3 separate regions of the Mus musculus genome follow, and regions 1 and 3 are each linked to region 2. A link is a loop called in an ENCODE intact Hi-C map of the cell type or tissue named here. Cell type or tissue: heart. All regions are shown on one strand. Links, peaks and the distances in the headings refer to the core of each region. The heading gives the core; the rest is flanking DNA.

Region 1 (5,602 bases), core at 1,271-3,770, 190 kb after region 2:
CTCCTTCTAGGCCAGGGCTATTTTTAACTTAAGAAACAGCCTCACTTGAGTGTCTTAGGCTAGTCTCAAACTCATTGATCCTTCTGCCCCTCTCCCAAATTCTGGGTCTGAAGATGTGTACAAGTACAACTTTCATTCTCTCCTCCCCTCCCACTCTCCCTCCCCTCCCCTCCCCTCCTCTTTTTCTTTGCTCCTGGGGATCAAATCTTGGGCATCCTGCTTGCTAAGCAGACACTCCAGCTTCAAGCCCCTGACCAATATTTTTAAAAAACCAATTAATTCTCCATATAATATTTCAACTTCAGTTTCTCCTCCCTCCTCTCTTCCCAGTCTCTCACCCCTGCCACCCCCTCTCCCTCAGATCTCCTCTTTTTCTGTTTCCCTTCAGAAAAGAGCATGCCTCCCAGAGATCTCAACCAAACTTGGCAATAACAAGTTACAGTAAGCCGGGCATGGTGGCGCACGCCTTTAATCCCAGCACTCAGGAGGCAGAGGCAGGCGGATTTCTGAGTTCGAGGCCAGCCTGGTCTACAGAGTGAGTTCCAGGACAGCCAGGGTTACACAGAGAAACCCTGTCTTGAAAAACAAAAACAACAACAACAAACTTCCCAAAAAAACAAGTTTCAGGCTAGGCGGTCGTGGTGCACACCTTTAATCCCAGCACTTGGGAGGCAGAGGCAGGTGGATTTCTGAGTTCCCCCGCTCCCACCATTAGGAATCCCACAAGAACACCAAGCTATACAGCCACAACATAAATGCAGAAGACCTATTGACCATTATTCTTAATCTGTGTCAGAATTGAGAGGTCATAGCCTCTGTATTGTGGGGAGAGTGAGCCATTTTACATTCCTTTTGTGCTCCACTAATACATTGCTTTTTTTTTTTTTTTTGCTGGATGTTTTAGGCAATAGACTTGTCAGGAAAACAAACAAGCATGCAAAACAGTGGCTTTATTTTATTTTTAAACACCTTCTTGGATTTATTTAGCTTATGTGTGTGGTGTGAGGGTTCTTCTGGGACGTATATGCCTAATATCCGTGGAGGTCAGGCGATGATGTTGGAGTCCCTAGAACTGGAGTTCCAGATGGTGTGAAACCACCATGTGGCTGATGGGAACAACCAAAGTCTTACGAAAGAGCAAGTGCTCTTAATGTTGGGCCATACCTCCAGGCCCAACAGAGGTTTCTAGAAAGTACTTACTTATTTAGATAGAATGAATAAAGGCTGGCTGGAGGTTAGAACGGGTGCAATCAGTTTGTCACAGAGAGATGATGGATGAACAAGATGGCAGTGGTGATGGAGACACCTCTCTTGAAAACCTCCCTCATTTCTCTCTCTATCTCTGTCTCTGTCTCTCTCTGTGTCTCGTGTGTGTGTGTGTGTGTGTGTGTGTGTGTGTGTGTGAACTGTAGACCACACAGTACTAGTAAGGGTTCTACCCATCATTTGTCGCCTCACTTGTTCTTAGCAGGACGGAAGAGCGAAGCAGAGATCCTGTCAGGGAGGGAGTCTTTATGCTCCTTGTTAAGGAAATGGGAGAGGGAGAAAGAGCACACACATTTAGGATTTCTGCTGCTTTGCTTTGTTTCCTGAAAAATAATTGAAAGGCACAGTTAGGTTTTATTCTCCCATTTATCACACTATGACGTCTGTGAATCAAACCTGTTTTATTCAGAATTATGATCTTGTCTTTTGGGTTCAATATCTGATTTTGTAATTAATAATCATTGTTCTTATTTTCTAAATGGAAATTTTAATGTGTATTTTCCTCCTTTGGATATTGACTGTAATATAAATGTATTTCCTTGGGGACTCCATGAAAATAATTATTCTCCATAAAAAAGTTAGTTTTTAGTATATGAAAAACCAACAGCCACTCATTTTTTACACATATGTATCAACAGGAATCTGGCGATTGCTTTCATACTAGTCTAAAGTTTGAGTTTAAGTGTTATTCTCAGTCCTATTTGGAAGGAGAAAAATGTCCAGTTCTGACAAGAACGCTCTAACATAAAAATCAAGACATTTTTCAGAAGGTGGTTGTCTTTTAGTGGGTGAATGCTAATTTTCAATGAGTTCAGTACAAATTTAGGTAAAGCTGGAGTTCCCCATCCCAGAATTAGATTGTGTTTAAAATTGTCATTCGAATTCATAACTCCTTCAAAACTGTTACTACAAAAACAACTATTTCTTATTCATCCTAGAAACAAAAAACATTTCACTCAAACTATTCGCTTTAATACCCATGTTCCTAGTCGACCTGATTTAAAACTAATTTGCAATAAATGCATTTCTGCATGTCGCCCGGAGTTGGAACTGGGGCAGCAGTTTTGGAGGGGGTGATTTCACAAACCTTCTTCCTCCTAGGAGACACCTGGAGGGTTTGCGGGCTCCAGAGGTGGGTGAGGGGGGAGAGCCCCTCTGGCTGCAGTCAGGACCCCAAGAGTTAACGGGAGCAAGCCCCTACCAGCGGCTCCCCGCCCCACCGTCCCCACCCTCTCCTTTGGCTGGGGATTAAAGTGCTCCCCCCTGTGGCAGCAGTGACCCAGAAATGAGTCTGCGTCCCCGCGCTTCCTCCGCCGCCAGCCGCACGCCCTACCGGGAGGGCCTGGGCGCGCCGGGCCGGCCGAGCGCGCGGGCGACAGCAGGGGCCCGCCCGGCTCCCCGCGGGGCCTCGGTGGCCCGGACCCATGCGGCGCGGCGCGCAGCCCGCGGAGGCCCAGCCCGTGCGCAGCAGGTACGCGGGGGCGGAGGCGCGGGGGCGCGCGGGTCGGGGTGCGCGTCTCAGGCCGCGGCCGCGGCGGCTGCAGGACGAGCCGAGAGGCTCAGCCATATTTGATGGTTTTGTTGCTTCGCTCGGGAGTTCTCGGGAGTAATGTAATGCCGAAGGTCGCTGCCTAGTGGAAATAATATAGTACGTCATTAATATGGCGCCAAAAGATTGGGCTGTGGATCTGTAGCGCGGAGGGAGGAGGCGGCCGCCCGCGCCGCGGCACTATCCCACCAGCAACTTGGGCATCGCCGGGTGGGGGCCGGCAACGAGGCCGGGATGGCCGCGGAGCCCGAGAATTGATCGGTGTCGGATCAGTAAGTTCTATTCCGATTATTATTTTCGATCGGAGGAGGGCGAAGGTTTAGAGCTTTTCCTTTTAAATGTACGAAGAACATGAGGTTTTCAGGTGATTCATCCAGCGTTTTCAGCAGCAGAAACCCAGTTTAGTTTATACATTAAAAAAAAAAAGCCCAACTGCCTTAGGCTGCATGAAAGTGGAAAGCATAGTAGCAACTTGGTAGACAGATGGCAATGGTAGAGCGCAGGTTCGCGTACATATATGTTTCCAGAGTGTTTGACAGTGTGTGTTTTGGGGGGGAAGGAGGCTGTGAGGGTATGTTTTCCCAAACATAGGTGTGAGGGGGTACATCTGTGTGAAGTGGCCGCAGCCCTGGTTCCTGTCACCGCGTCACCACATGTCCAAAATATTCATTGCATCAATTCAAGGGCAGTGAGAAGGGGATGAAGGGACAGCTTGGCAATTAGATTTTTCTAGAATGGGTTTCCAATGATGAGACCTTTTACTTCCAGCGAGACTGCTTGTAAAGTGTAAAAGACTTAATCGGTGAAATTGAGGAGGACTTCATTGGTAGAGCAAAGTACCTATTAATCATGAACTTAAAAACGGATTGCAGATTGCAACCTTTGGCACCATCTGCAAATTGTGGGGGTGGGGTCTCTGTGTCTCCTGGCTCCCTTATGAGCACATGCACATGCGGTGTGCACCCCGGGACTGCAAGTTGCAAAACCTTCCCGTGCACGTGTCTGGTGCCTGTGAGTGTGTTTGCGAGTTGGGTGCTGTTGTTCGGTAGCCAGTAGGCTTTCTGGGTCGGCTCGGCGTAGGCTTGCAAATGCGGGAGAGGGATGGAATGTGGAATGTTGACCGGAGAACCGAATCCTTTCGGAACGGTCCCATTTGCTGGAGAAATTCGATACCTTCCACCTCCTACCCGCCCCCCCCACCCCCCTCCCGCCCGCCTTCGGGCAGGAGGCGGGGCTGAGGACGCCGCTGCTGCTCAAAGTGGCGGAGCGCGGCGGCGGGAGGCAGGTGCACAGCACCGCCGGTGGGGGTGCCTCAACTTCCGCGGGCGTTTAAATAGCAGCCGGGCTCCCCTCCCACCGGTAATAGGTGACCTGGCGCTCGCGGGCGGCGGGGGAAGGGACTGGGTACGCCGGGGCACGAGCCTACGCGGCACGTGGGCAGGTGCTGGTTGGCCCCAGGGCCAACTTTTGCAGCCCGCCCTCCCGCGCAGGCAAGAGGTGGCCGGCGCAGAGACGGGGCCGGGCGGCGGCCCCAAGGCGGTTCCTTGTCGCTGCCCGAGCGTCGCCTAACGGTCCCAGGCGCTTCGGGTCCGCGCGGGGGTGGCCCGGCCCCGTCCCCACGCCGGAGTCCCGCACAAAGCCCGCGGCGCGGGGTGGCCGCCGCCCGTCGCCGTCCCTGTTCCCGCGTCGCGGCGGCCGCAGGCGTTTGTTTGTTGCTTGCGCGCCGCCCTGCGCGCCGGATGGCTTCCTGTGACAGAGGTGATCCACAGTTTCCAGAACTGTCTGGGGGCGGGAGCGCGAGCCGAGCCCGCCGCGTTGCTCCACCGCCGCTCTGCTGCTCCCCGGGCCCGCGGGGAGGCCGGGGAGGGACGGCGTAGCCGTTTGCAGCGGCGCAAGTGGCGTGCGGACGCGAGGGAGCGTTTGATTTGCAACTGGGGCCGAGCGGATTGGTGCAGCTGGTGGCGGCGGGCGGGAGCGGCGGCGGGGGGTGGCCACTTTCAAACGCCGAGGGCGGCGGCGCGGGCGCGAGGCCGGCTGCGCCGCGGGGAGGCGGTGTCATCCCCGCACCGGGGCCGGAGTTACTTTCCCCTCCTCCCGCGCTGTTGTTCCTGTCGCCTCGGGAGGAGCGGGAGCGCGAGGGGGCGGCGCCGCGCCAAGCCGGGCCCTGCGCCTGGCGGGCGGGCGGGTGGCCGGGATGCCCGCGGTTCGCGGCCCCACCCCGGGTCTCCAGCCTGTTTCCCCACCCCACCCGGCCTTCCCCAGCGGGGATTCGGGCCCTGCACCCCTTTTAACGGAGCTATCGTTCCCTCCCATCCCCCACATTCCCCCCACTTTCCAGCCCCTAGAGCTTCCCTGTGCGGGCCTCCCTCCGCACTTCCGACCCCCCCCCAGTCCTGGGTCGAGGGCCTCCCATTCCCACCACTTATTCCCTGGCTTCAGGTTCCCCCCACACCCGAGACCCTCACTCTGTGACCGCCTCTGCGGCCCATGGCTTTCCGGGCTCCGCATCCCCGCTCCCGGCTCGGGCTTCACACCCGGGCTCCCCCTTCTGGGCGCGCGGGGGCGGCCGCACTCTCGGCGCTGGTGAATTGCTGTGAGCAAACAACAACAAAAAAGCGGGCGATTTAAATGTGCCTTCGAAACCGGTTTGAGCTCGTCATCTCTACGAGACCCATTTAAAGCAGCTTTAGGTGGCTTGCTTTCTAGAAACGTGGTGGCGAAGGTCTTCCGCCCTTTGTTGACCCGGACCTGTGGGGAATTTAATATTTCCTTATGTGAAATGTTTGG
Region 2 (5,602 bases), core at 1,335-3,834:
TCGGCTTCGCATGTGTGTTCCTACAATCCATTAATGACTTTCACGTATGTCGGCATAGGTTAACGGGTCAAGTATAGGACCAACTGTCCTATGGGTCAAGGGAGTTCTTTTCCCATTTGCTTTCTGTTAAAACCACATGTCCTCACCGTATGAAACTGTTCCATCCAACCAGAGGAACCTGTGAAATAATTTCATGGGCCGTGATACTTTGATGGTGATAATTCTTGGATGTCAAAAGGATAAGGACACAGTTTTCTGCTTCTAATTTTATTCATAGGAAATGACAGTATTGAGCTGTCCACGAAGTGCTCCTGTGGATAAATTCCAGTTTCTCTTTTGTAGAGGAGACTTTAGGGAAGCCTTAATCTGCTTTATATTTAACTCTTATCGCCATGCTATGAATTAAAAATAGAACGCTGGGCTGCAGTCTGGCCTCCCCAGACTCTGAGGGTTCAAATTACCCAGGGTGAGGATGGATGCCAAGCTGCACGGGGCCTCTGCGGTTCAGCGACTCTCGGGGACTTCCTAGACACCTGCTGCTCGGATTTTTCCATCCAAGTGCTGCCCATTAACCTGTCTCCCACAAGAAGTCCCTAGCCTACGATGCTTGAATGGCAGTTAGCACTTTCTCCATCATGAAACCCAACTCCCTAATCTCTGTAGAATGTGTAATATTCTTGGATTGTTTTATTATTTTTGTTACAGGCTCTCATGTGGCCCAGGCTAGCTGAGACTTGCTATATAGCCAAGGATGATGATAAATTTTGTATCTTCCTGACTTTATCTTCTGATGCTGTGATGTCAGGCCTGCACTACCATACCTGACTTATGTGGTGCTCGGGCTCATACGCTGCAGGCTAGCTAAGCTCTCTACCAACTGAACCATAGCCTCCTCTCTTCTCACTTCCTCTTCCTTCAACAACATGCCTTCTGTCTTTCCCTTAGGGATGTCTGGGACAGAGGAGAGGGTGAAGGTTCAGGCCTGGGGAGGAGCCACGCTTTAAGAGTCCTTCAGGCTGTGATCTTTCCACTTCCCTGTTGGTGTCATAGTGTTAAGAGGAAGGTGTTGACGGGATGACTAGGCCAGCAGAGCTCCTGAGGAAAACACACAGCCTTATCAGAGGGTTTCCTGCTGCCATTGGCTGGAAGTCTTGCCTTTGGTTGACCTTGCTTTGATTTAGGCTGAGGGCTCTCAACCTGCATGTGCACCCACAATCCCTATTGTTAGTACACAGTCCCATGGAATGTGAGAAATAAATCTGTGTATTTCGTGAATCATCCTGTTTCTGGTATTGTGCTATATAACAACAAATGGAGACAAGAACCACTACCCAACAGACAGTTATCCAGTCAATGTCAAGAAGAAAGCAAAGCAAAACGTGTGTGAACATGCAGTGCTCTATTTCTGGTCTCCAGGCTGGCCAGGTGAGCACATCTGAGGAAGGCTACGTGTCTTGTTCAAGTGCAAGGGCAAAGTGGAGTCCCTTTGTCAATAGTGTCCAGTCTTCCGGTCCTTCTTTGGCCCTTGTAGTGAGTTTCACCTCCAGACTCTTGACAGCCACGTCCTGTCCCCACTGCTAAGGAAGAGTCCTGTGACCTTTCCTTCTTGCCTCTGCTTTACAACCACAGGTCAGAGAACAAGACATTGGCCACTTACTCCTTGTGATGGTACTGAACAAGCAGAGAAGGCAGAATCCCCCCCACTATGGATTTCTCACTCCTGTGAACAAATGTCCACCCCCTTCCCAACTGCAAGAGGGTGAGTAGAAAAATAGAAAAATAGAAAAATAGGAGAGCATCAGATGATGTTGGATATCGTGAGAGTGTTACTTTATGAAACTTAGTTCCAGTTAAATGCACACATTATCTGTTTAATGTAGAGAGTCTGTGTTCCCAATGCCTGTGGGAGCTTCCACTTCTCAGCCCCTTTAGAGCTGGCAATGTGACTGACACCTGATTGCTGGAATCTGATTAATGGGACACATGTACATTCCAATATTGTACCTAAACCCTTCCACACAGGCTATTCTAGTGTGTGTGTGTGTGTGTGTGTGTGTGTGTGTATGTGAGTGCATGCACATGTAACTATATATATGATTCTGTGTGTGTGAAAGAAAAAGGAGAGAGAGAGAGAGACATTTGGGTATTTATATGTGGTTTACATTAATGATATATATTTACTATAGATTTTGGTATAAAAAAATAGAGAGTGGCTGCTCTAGACACTGTACCTCAAACATAGCCATGAATCAGCTGCAGCTAACCCACTCCAGATAGCCATTGCACACATAGACTACAGATCCTATCAAGATCTACTGCATTGGGAATCTGACGTGGGTGCTTAACGAACAGCACATTGCTGGGTGAGGACTAAAGTTGAAAACCACTTTAGGCCTGGCATCTATGAAAGGGTTTTCCTGGCAGCCTTGGGGCTGTTTAAACCATCAAGCTTCATACCTATTTTCTTTGGTCACTGTCCAAAGAGTGAGCCTTCCTAGTCCCAACTCAGTCCGTGCATTGTACAATCTTATCACAATAACACTCTGTGCAGATCCACCTAGTCCTTCTGAAGCCTCCACAGCGCCCCACCCCGAACAGCCTGTTGCATAATTAACTAAGTCCAAGTTCCCCCACTTTTCACATCGTTTCCACAGTCAAAAGAGAGCCACTCAGTAGATGTTCTCTTTGTGTTTGGAAAGTGGGTCAAGTCCCCTCCAATGTCTTCAGTGCTGTCCTGAGTCATAGGTTTCCCACCCTTTGGGACAAGCTTTATCAATTAGAATGCTTTTGGCAGTAAGTCACATAGTGTCCAACTGCCAGGACCTAACAAAGGGACATTTATTATTATAGTACATGGTAAATTGAAGGGCCGTGTGATAATTGACTAGTTCAACAGGTCTTTTTGCTCTGTTTCATCCAGGATGTCGGATTTAATCCTCAGGCTTGTTCCATCTTGGTTTCAAGACAGCTGTAGCAACTCCAGCCATTGCATCTTTCCCAGCTGGGTCAGATTTGATCATTTATAGATTCTGAAACAATTAGCACAGACTTGGTACTTAGAACAACAGGGACTTATTCTCCAAGAGGCTGAAGTCAGCGTCACTGAGGTGAAATAAAGGTGTTGATGGGGTTCTACACCCACTGAAGGTTCTGCAGAAAGGCTGGGTCCTTGTCTCCCAATGTTTGATGGTTCCAGCATCCTGGATCTGTAGCTGCATCTTTCTAATCACCATCTGTCTTTCCACTGAGGGTCTATGATCTTGTTTAGACCATGAGTTCTCCTCTTCGTTAGAGACACTAACTTGAGCTTGCTTTAGTGCCTACCTGGGCTCTGTAAGAGACTGTCCCAACTCAAGTCCTCAAATTTAATCATATCTGCACAGATCTCTTCCCAACCCCTAGGGCTGTTATTTACCCGAGTAAGATGCCATATACTAGTATGTGCACATCTTCTCATCTATAAGTGGGGCGGTGGGCTGTGAGAGGAATCCTGGTAAGGTGGAGCTAAGGCTTGAAGTCCGGGGGACCCTGAAGGGACGGTAGGAGCTTTGCCTGCTCCCAGAACCAGGCCCCTGTCAGGTAGCCACAGCTCCCTACAGCCCCCTATAGAGAGGTTTGTGGCCATCAGTCACATAGGGGCAGCACTCCAAGCCCTCCCACATGTAGATGAGGTATCCCCAACCTCTCAGACCAAGCCAATAGGAAGCACCTACTGTCATTCTCTGACCCAGCCCAAAACTGTATATAAGGATCCTATCCAGAAGAAATAAAGGTGTTCGAGAATTACTTTGTCATCTGAGAGCTTCTGCCATAAAAGCTGCAACACCACCACCAGGGAAGAGACCTGCTCTCCTGAAAGAGCCACCAGAAGCTCCCACCACCACCACCACCACCACCACCCCACTACCCAGCACCCACCCCCCACCATCACCCTCCTCTCGTTATCCCTCCACCTCCCCTACCCCCCACATCCCTCATTGGCTAGTCAGTCTCCCACTGGCTCATCCCCCAGCTGACTCTGCCCAGAGCAACAGGTGCAGCATCTAGGAGCAACAGAAGCAGGGCTCGGTGGAGGTGATTTCCCCCTCCCTGCTCGCATTCTCTCCCCTTCACCTGAACCCTCGCACCTGGCCCAGCCAGATATCTCCTTGGAAAGCCTCCAGTACACAGGACCACGTCTATAATGTTCTTCTATTCTTCCTGCTTGTTTATTTCTTTGAGACAGAATCTCAAGCAACCAAGGATGACCTTGAATTTCAATCCTTTTGCCCCACCCCAACCCTTAGATACTGGAATTGCATTTCGTACCATGTCCAGCTTGCTTCATGCACACCAAGCACAGCTCCCATCATTTATAAATTCTTATCAAGGAGAAAAATCTTTTTTTTTTTTTTTTTTGGTTTTTCGAGACAGGGTTTCTCTGTATAGCCCTGGCTGTCCTGGAACTCACTTTGTAGACCAGGCTGGCCTCGAACTCAGAAATCCGCCTGCCTCTGCCTCCTGAGTGCTGGGATTAAAGGCGTGCGCCACCACGCCTGGCTGAGAAAAATCTTTACTGGATGCCTTCATCATGTTGACCCCAGAGTGATTAGCGGCACGGGGCTCATGAGCATAGAATATGGCCTCTTAGGAGAGGAAGGCTGGACCTGCAAGAAAACTGGCCGGAGGGTAAAAGCAAACTGTAGTGGCATTGAGACAGTGTCGCTCTGCCCCACCATGGTATTTTCTCAACTTTTCTCCACAGCCACAGAGGACTGCAGCAGCTGTATTAGATCCTCTGTGTGACCTAGCTAATCGGCAACCATTGAGCTCTTTGACCTTGTCATTACCCAGTGACCTCACAAACTTCCCCTGCCGTCCATTCCAGCCTCACTCTAGGCCTGGACATCACTTTACCTGAATAGCCATCAGGATGCCCACTGCCCTGACAAGCTCTCTACCTTCTCAGCTTGCTCTTAGTGCTCATACTTGCATCCCTTCCTCTGCCACCCATCAGCCTGACCCTTGGGGATTCTGTTGAAGTCATCTGGTCACCAAGTCTTGGATGAGCATCCCTGTAACAACCTCCTTGCTCAGACTCCCCTTCGCTCTCAGTGGGGAACTTCACACTCCCAGTTAATAGGAAAGCCTGGCAGACACCCCTCCTGCCCCTCATCCATGTCCTGAGATGCTGAACCATCCATCCATCCATCCTTTCAATGAGGGGGGACTTTATCTACTTCCATCTCTGGTGGAAGCCAGCTTCCTGTGCCTAGGCTCTGAAGATGCCGCATTCTGTTGTCCTTCCCCAGCTCCTGACTGCTTCCCTGGTGGAACAGACAGATGGTTTGGTGTGGAAGAAGATACTGCAGTCCCCATCACCCGTAAAAAATTCCCGTCTGGTTTACGTGGTTCTTTAAGCTTTCCTTATTTCCCTCTGTCTCACTTTCCTGTGCTTTATTTTGGTTTCTGTGCATTCTTTGTCCTTGTTTAGAATCTAAGAGTAGGAAAGACCCCTTAGTTCCTACACCAACAGCCTCATGCATTCGACTTTACTATTTGATTTTTTTTTCCTAAATGAAAATATTCAGAATACAAGAGTATTTGTTTCATTGCTTCCCAA
Region 3 (5,602 bases), core at 1,271-3,770, 74 kb before region 2:
CAGCCTGCCTGAAATATTCATTCACAACAGTGCTACATGCCTGGGCTCAGCAGCAGCTGCCCGGGACCATGGCTGTGAGAACATAATTAAAATTTTAAGTTGTTTGTGAAATGCTCTTTTCTGTACGGCTCAATTTCACAGGCATGGTGGGACGAAGACGGTGCTTAAGTGTAACTCCGCCTTGATGCCCTGTTGTTAGTACAGCATTGAAAACATACTCTGCTCTGTTGACTAACTCAAATACACGGGCCTGGTGGATTTTGAGAGCTGTTGAAACCATTACGATTGTTCTGCAAATAGATCTCCAGAATACTGAATGCAAAGATTCTCAAAATTCCCTGTGTGTGAGCCAACCAGCATGTTAGTTAAAAATGCAGATGTGTAGCCACTGCCAGTGAACATTTAGCTGTCACCGAGACACTGCTTATATCAACAGGGGGACATTCTGCTTGTGGGTTTGGTATACAAATACATTTCCATTAGGCATTAGGAAGAGAAGTCTCTGCATCTTAATACATACATTCAGCATTTGTAATACAACACTGCCTAAAGCTGTCCTCAAGTGATTGTATTACCACACAGTTTCATGTCACCAGTAGAGAGACTCTGTTTTCAGGTTTAGTGGCAACTACCCTTGCTCATGGAATCATCCTGGTAGCCCATGGGAGGTCCATTTTCTTCTTTTAAAATGTTATTTTTATGTCTATGGGTGATTTGCATGCTTGTGTGTCTGTGTACCACAGGTGTCAAATCCCCATGTGGGCTCTGGGAATCGAACCGTGGTCAGTGCTTGTTGCTCCCCTCCCCATCAACAGCTCTTTATTTCAAGACCTTTTAGTCCAACATAATATTAGTATCAATTATTAGGGAGTTTCACGCAGTGCACCAGTTACATTCACTTTGCAGTCTTCCCAGGCCCACCCTCACCCACCTCTGTGACCTCCTCCAAAGAAAAGGAAAGAGAAGAGAGGAGAGGAGAGGAGAGGAGAGGAGAGGAGAGGAGAGGAGAGGAGAGGAGAGGAGAGGAGAGGAGAGAAGAGAAGAGAAGAGAAGAGAAGAGAAGAGAAGAGAAGAGAAGAGAAGAGAAGATGGAAGGGAAGGGAAGGGAAGGGAAGGGAAGGGAAGGGAAGGGAAGGGAAGGGAAGGGAAGGGAAGGGAAGGGAAGGGAAGGGAAGAGAAGAGAAGAGAAGAGAAGAGAAGAGAAGAGAAGAGAAGAGAAGAGAAGAGAAGAGAAGAGAAGAGAAGAGAAGATGGAAGGGAAGGGAAGAGAAATGAAGAGAAGAGAAGAGAAGAGAAGAGAAGAGAAGAGAAGAGAAGAGAAGAGAAGAGAAGAGAAGGGAAGAGAAGAGGGAAGGGAAGGGAAGGGAAGGGAAGGGAAGGGAAGGGAAGGGAAGGGAAGGGAAGGGAAGGGAAGGGAAGAGAAGAGAAGAGAAGAGAAGAGAAAAGAAAAGAAAAGAAAAGAAAGGAAAGGAAAGGAAAGGAAAGGAAAGGAAAGGAAAGGAAAGGAAAGGAAAGGAAAGGAAAGGAAAGGAAATTTATGTTGCCCATATGCTCACTAGAGCATGGTCAAAATTCCCAGTGGCCAGCCCCTTAAAGAAAACTGAGTCCTTCCCTACCACAATGGCTTCCTGATTGCTTGCTCTCTCTCTCTCTCTCTCTCTCTCTCTCTCTCTCTCTCTCTCTCTCAGCACTCAGGAGGCAGAGTCAGGCAGATCTCTGTCAGCTAAGTTCGAGGTTACTCTCCTCTACATAACAAGTTGCAGGCCAGCCAGGGCTAGACAGTGAGATGCTGTCTCTAACATGGAAAGGGGTGTATTTTAAAAATTATTATAAGTAATAGATCCTCAGGACCTTACCTTGAGAAATTGTGCTTGTTTTCTTTCTTTCTTTCTTTCTTTCTTTCTTCCTTCCTTCCTTCCTTCCTTTCTTTCTTTCTTTCTTTCTTCCTTTCTTTCTTTCTTTCCTTCTTTGAATGGGACTTGGGACTTATGTATTTGACAAGCATTCCATGGCTGGGGTACCATGACCTTGAGTCACTCTATGAGAAATAAAGATATATTTTTATCTTTTTACATTGATTTATTCTTGTATATATGTATGCATGTATATGTGTGTAGCTGTGTACCATGGCACAAGGGTGGCAGTCAGAGGACAATATGCAGACATTGGTTCTCTCCTTCCACCCTGTGGGTTCTGGAGAGTGTACCCAGCTCCTAAGGCTTGGTAGAAAGTACCTGGACTTCTCGTAACCCCATGTTGAGATTGTTTTTAATTTTATGAACGTTATTATAAAATATCAAGCAAATAAAGACATTACATCAAAATTAACAAGATACAAAGTCTGTGTGGTTCATAGAACTTCCGTACAGTTGGGATAGACATTTAGAACAGTAGCCCTGAAGGTCGTTTTAACTTTTATACTTTCAGTATCAGATGTATTTTATGCATATTACACCACCCAAAACAAACCAAAACATGACAAAAGGCTTATCTCTCTCTTCTCTCTCTCTCTCCCTCCACAACCCCCCTGCCCCCACATTTGCCAACTCTTCTAAACAATTTGCTCAATTGCTTTGCCACTGTGACATTTTGATCCCTTTGAATTTGGTTTCTGAGCCCCTAACCTTTCATCTTCTCAGAGTAACTCAGTATTGGATGCAGCCACAGCCCACACTTGCTGTGGAAAGGACAGCCAAGTGGAAACTAGACCATTCAGTGGCGAGGAAAAAACCCTCCGACTGAGTGTTGCAGCCTAGAACCTTCTCTGGGAACAGGACTTATCATTTCTGGCAAAAGCCTGGTTCATTTATTCAGACACGGGTGATGGAATGTGTTTGTCACTTGGCAGAGTCTCTGTAAAAACTAGGTTAAGGGCCAAATCAAGACTGGGGAGGCTGCAGACAGTGTGAGGAGCTGTCAGCCCTTGCTGACTAAAAGCCGCCTCCTTGCCTCCGCGGTCTGGTCCCAGCCAACTTTCTTTTCATTGCAAAAGGGAAGAGCTGGGTTCCCCTTAATAACGACGCAGGCAAATTTTAAGAGGAATAAAGAGCACTGGGGTGTGGGGGATATCACATTGTGCTTGTTTAAAGCTTGCTGAGAACACTCTCAAATGTCAAGAGGGAAAAGTGTCCTTAGCTAGTTAAAAAAACAAAACCAAAAACTCCATCACTTGGAAGGAGAAGAATTCTCTTGGAGACAGAGAGGTGGATAGTATTGCCTGCAAGTGACATGAAGCTACAGTCTACCATGGCGGCTGCACCGATGGGTTAAAGAGCTATAGAGAGCAAGGTTGTTTCCTCTGGGCCGGCTAAAGGCTCCCCGAGTTGTACTCCTTCATAATCCTTTGGCTCTTGTCTTTGCCTATAAACCATCAATGACTTACGGTAGAGGCTAAGTCACTAGGCTGAGTTTTTATTCTATGGGTCCGAAATGTCTGCAGAATGGCACATGGTCTCCTTCACCTATTCGCTCACTCTCTCGTTTACTCAGCAACCATCTGCAGCATGAATTCTATGTGCCAGGAGTTGTAACTGCCCTTGAGGCTCCCTCCTTGGCTTTTGAGAAGCTCCCAGTCTGGTGTGGATGGTCAGCTCCTACAGCCAGTGCCACACTGCATCTCAGAGCCGTGGGAGTCTGTGGCAGAGCACAGCTGCTGGGGGTCACTTCCTTGACTGGACACTTTTTTTGAGCTTAATGGAGGGACAGTGGGAGTTAGCTAGGTCGGGAGGGGAGTAGGAGTTTGGGGTCAGGAGTCTGGAATAGCATAGCCTATGCAGGTAGCAGAGGAGGAGGAACAGCGTAAGCCATGGCAGAAAGCAGAGTCGGATGCTGCTGCGGGGTGTGGCAGGGCTTGGACTCTGAGTAAGTTTAAGGTTCTCATCCCATGAGTCTCAAATTACCAGGCTGTGAACAAATAATGTGTTACTAATAATAAACTATTAAGTTCCTAATGGTTTCCCTCCTAGGGAAAAAAAATCCACATTAGAGCAGCTTGAAGGTCACCCCTGTAATGTGGTGGCTCTCCCCCACTGGCATTCCATATGCTTTCTTGAGAAAAAGGGGAAGAACTAGGGCTAGAAGCCAGGGCTTGAGGCTGCTCTCCGCTCCCCTTCTCTAAGCAGCAGGCTAAGGCTATGGAGTTTACAAACTACCACTGCGCCTTTCTGCACCCAGAAGCTGACACTCCCTTGAATCTGGGCACACACGGGGATCAACAGTGCGCTTACCAGAGTGTGCGTCTCTCGTGTTGTTGGCCATGAAAGACCTGCAGCTGTGCTGACAAGCAACAGCACGGAAGCCAATGCTGTGAGCCACTGAGCAGTGTTCAAACATAAGGAAATCTTAGAACTTGCCATGTAGACCCGACCAACTTCATACTTGTGGACATCCCCCATCTCATTCTCCTACGTGCTGAGACTGCAGCTATCAGCTACCATACCTAGTGTTGTTCTATTTCAAGTGAGTTACATGCTTGCTGTAGTTTGTTGTGTAATACATCATATAGCATAATATAGTGTGTACATTTTAAAGCATACTTATCCCACGTAGTGGCACACACCTGCAGTTCCAGCGCTTGGCAAGTAGAAACAGGAGGGCCAGGCGTTCAAGGTCATTCTCAACTACAAACTAAGTTCAAGCATGAGTGTCTGTCTCAGAGACAAGCACACAGGCAAAGCCCCAAACAGAATAAATAAATGAATAAATAAGTAAGTAAATAAATAAGTAAATAAATAAATAAATAAAAGCCTACTTCAAAAAAGAAAGTTTAAACAGGAAAAATTGATATTAAAACATTTACAGTAAGGCCTAGGGGTATAACTCACATGCTTGGCGTGACAACCCTGCACCTAAACCCCAAACCAAAACTAAAGGGAAACTCATTTTCATCAAGTTTCATCTCAGTGTAATCTTTTGAGCAAGGCAAGTGTAGATTTATTAAGATTTATTGAGGAGAATCAAGAAAGAACTCCCGGGAGTGAGAGCAGCTCTGAGGGAGGAGCAGGCTCATTTGAGCTATTTATATTGAATTATATCTTGACCTTCTTTCAGATTTCAGTTCTTCATTCTGGTGGCTGCCATCGCTGGGAAAGGCCTTATAGAGGGACAAAGATTCAAATGGAAAAATCAAGAAACCATGCTCTCGATTGTATCTACTAACTATGCAGACCTGCGCATGTAGGTATATGGTATGTGTACGTACACATGCATATGTTGGTGCACATGCAGAGAACAGAGTAGGATATCAGGTGTCTTCTGTCATTTTTTCTTGGGACAGGGTCTCTCGCTGAACCCAGAGTGCCCCATTGTTCAGCTCTACTGAGTGCCAACAAACTCTCATGATCCTCCTGTGTGTGTACCTGCTCACCCCAGATCTGGAGTTATGTATGCTGGGTGTCTGCGCTCAGGCCCTTATGTTTGCACAGCAAGCACTCATACCCCTCTAGCTATCTCTCCAGCCTCTGCAAAAGCTTTGGATGAAGTTCTGGTTACAGGGATGGAGAGATGTGTCCGGAGTAAAGAACTTGCTGCACAAACGTGAGGACCCAGAGTTGGGATCCTTGAACTCCTGTAAATGCTGAATAGGTGTGGCAGCCTCCCTGTA

What was found. A loop is a pair of places that touch in the nucleus more often than their neighbours do. Peaks named below come from ENCODE experiments on the same cell type or tissue, not always from the same donor. Only the 100,000 strongest peaks of a DNase experiment are listed, where the experiment ranks them.
Region 1: it touches region 2 in a loop (2.3-fold over the local background); 12 of 42 quality-filtered maps call a loop at or near these places.
Region 3: a loop joins it to region 2, with 2.1 times the contacts of the local background. A loop is called at or near these places in 4 of 42 quality-filtered maps.

What each region holds. Positions count from the first base shown.
Region 1 is chr3:41,560,830-41,566,431 of GRCm38, forward strand. All of the region lies in intron 1 of Jade1 (jade family PHD finger 1), which reads left to right. Among named protein-coding and RNA genes, the nearest start is that of Jade1, 7.9 kb to the left of the region's middle. In heart, for the core only: a CTCF peak has its summit at 2,523 (motif pointing left); DNase peaks (open chromatin) are centred at 2,582 and 3,382; H3K4me3 peaks cover 1,599 bases; H3K27ac peaks cover 1,554 bases.
Region 2 is chr3:41,365,988-41,371,589 of GRCm38, forward strand. It overlaps 1700052H01Rik (a long non-coding RNA gene), which reads left to right. Exons shown (of 3, transcript XR_867184.1): 2 at 1,630-1,759; 3 at 2,921-3,652. Among named protein-coding and RNA genes, the nearest start is that of 1700052H01Rik, 13 kb to the left of the region's middle. In heart, for the core only: no CTCF peak of the experiment used is centred there; a DNase peak (open chromatin) is centred at 2,614; H3K27ac peaks cover 401 bases.
Region 3 is chr3:41,292,528-41,298,129 of GRCm38, forward strand. No RefSeq gene overlaps it. Among named protein-coding and RNA genes, the nearest start is that of 1700052H01Rik, 61 kb to the right of the region's middle. In heart, for the core only: no CTCF peak of the experiment used is centred there; a DNase peak (open chromatin) is centred at 2,834.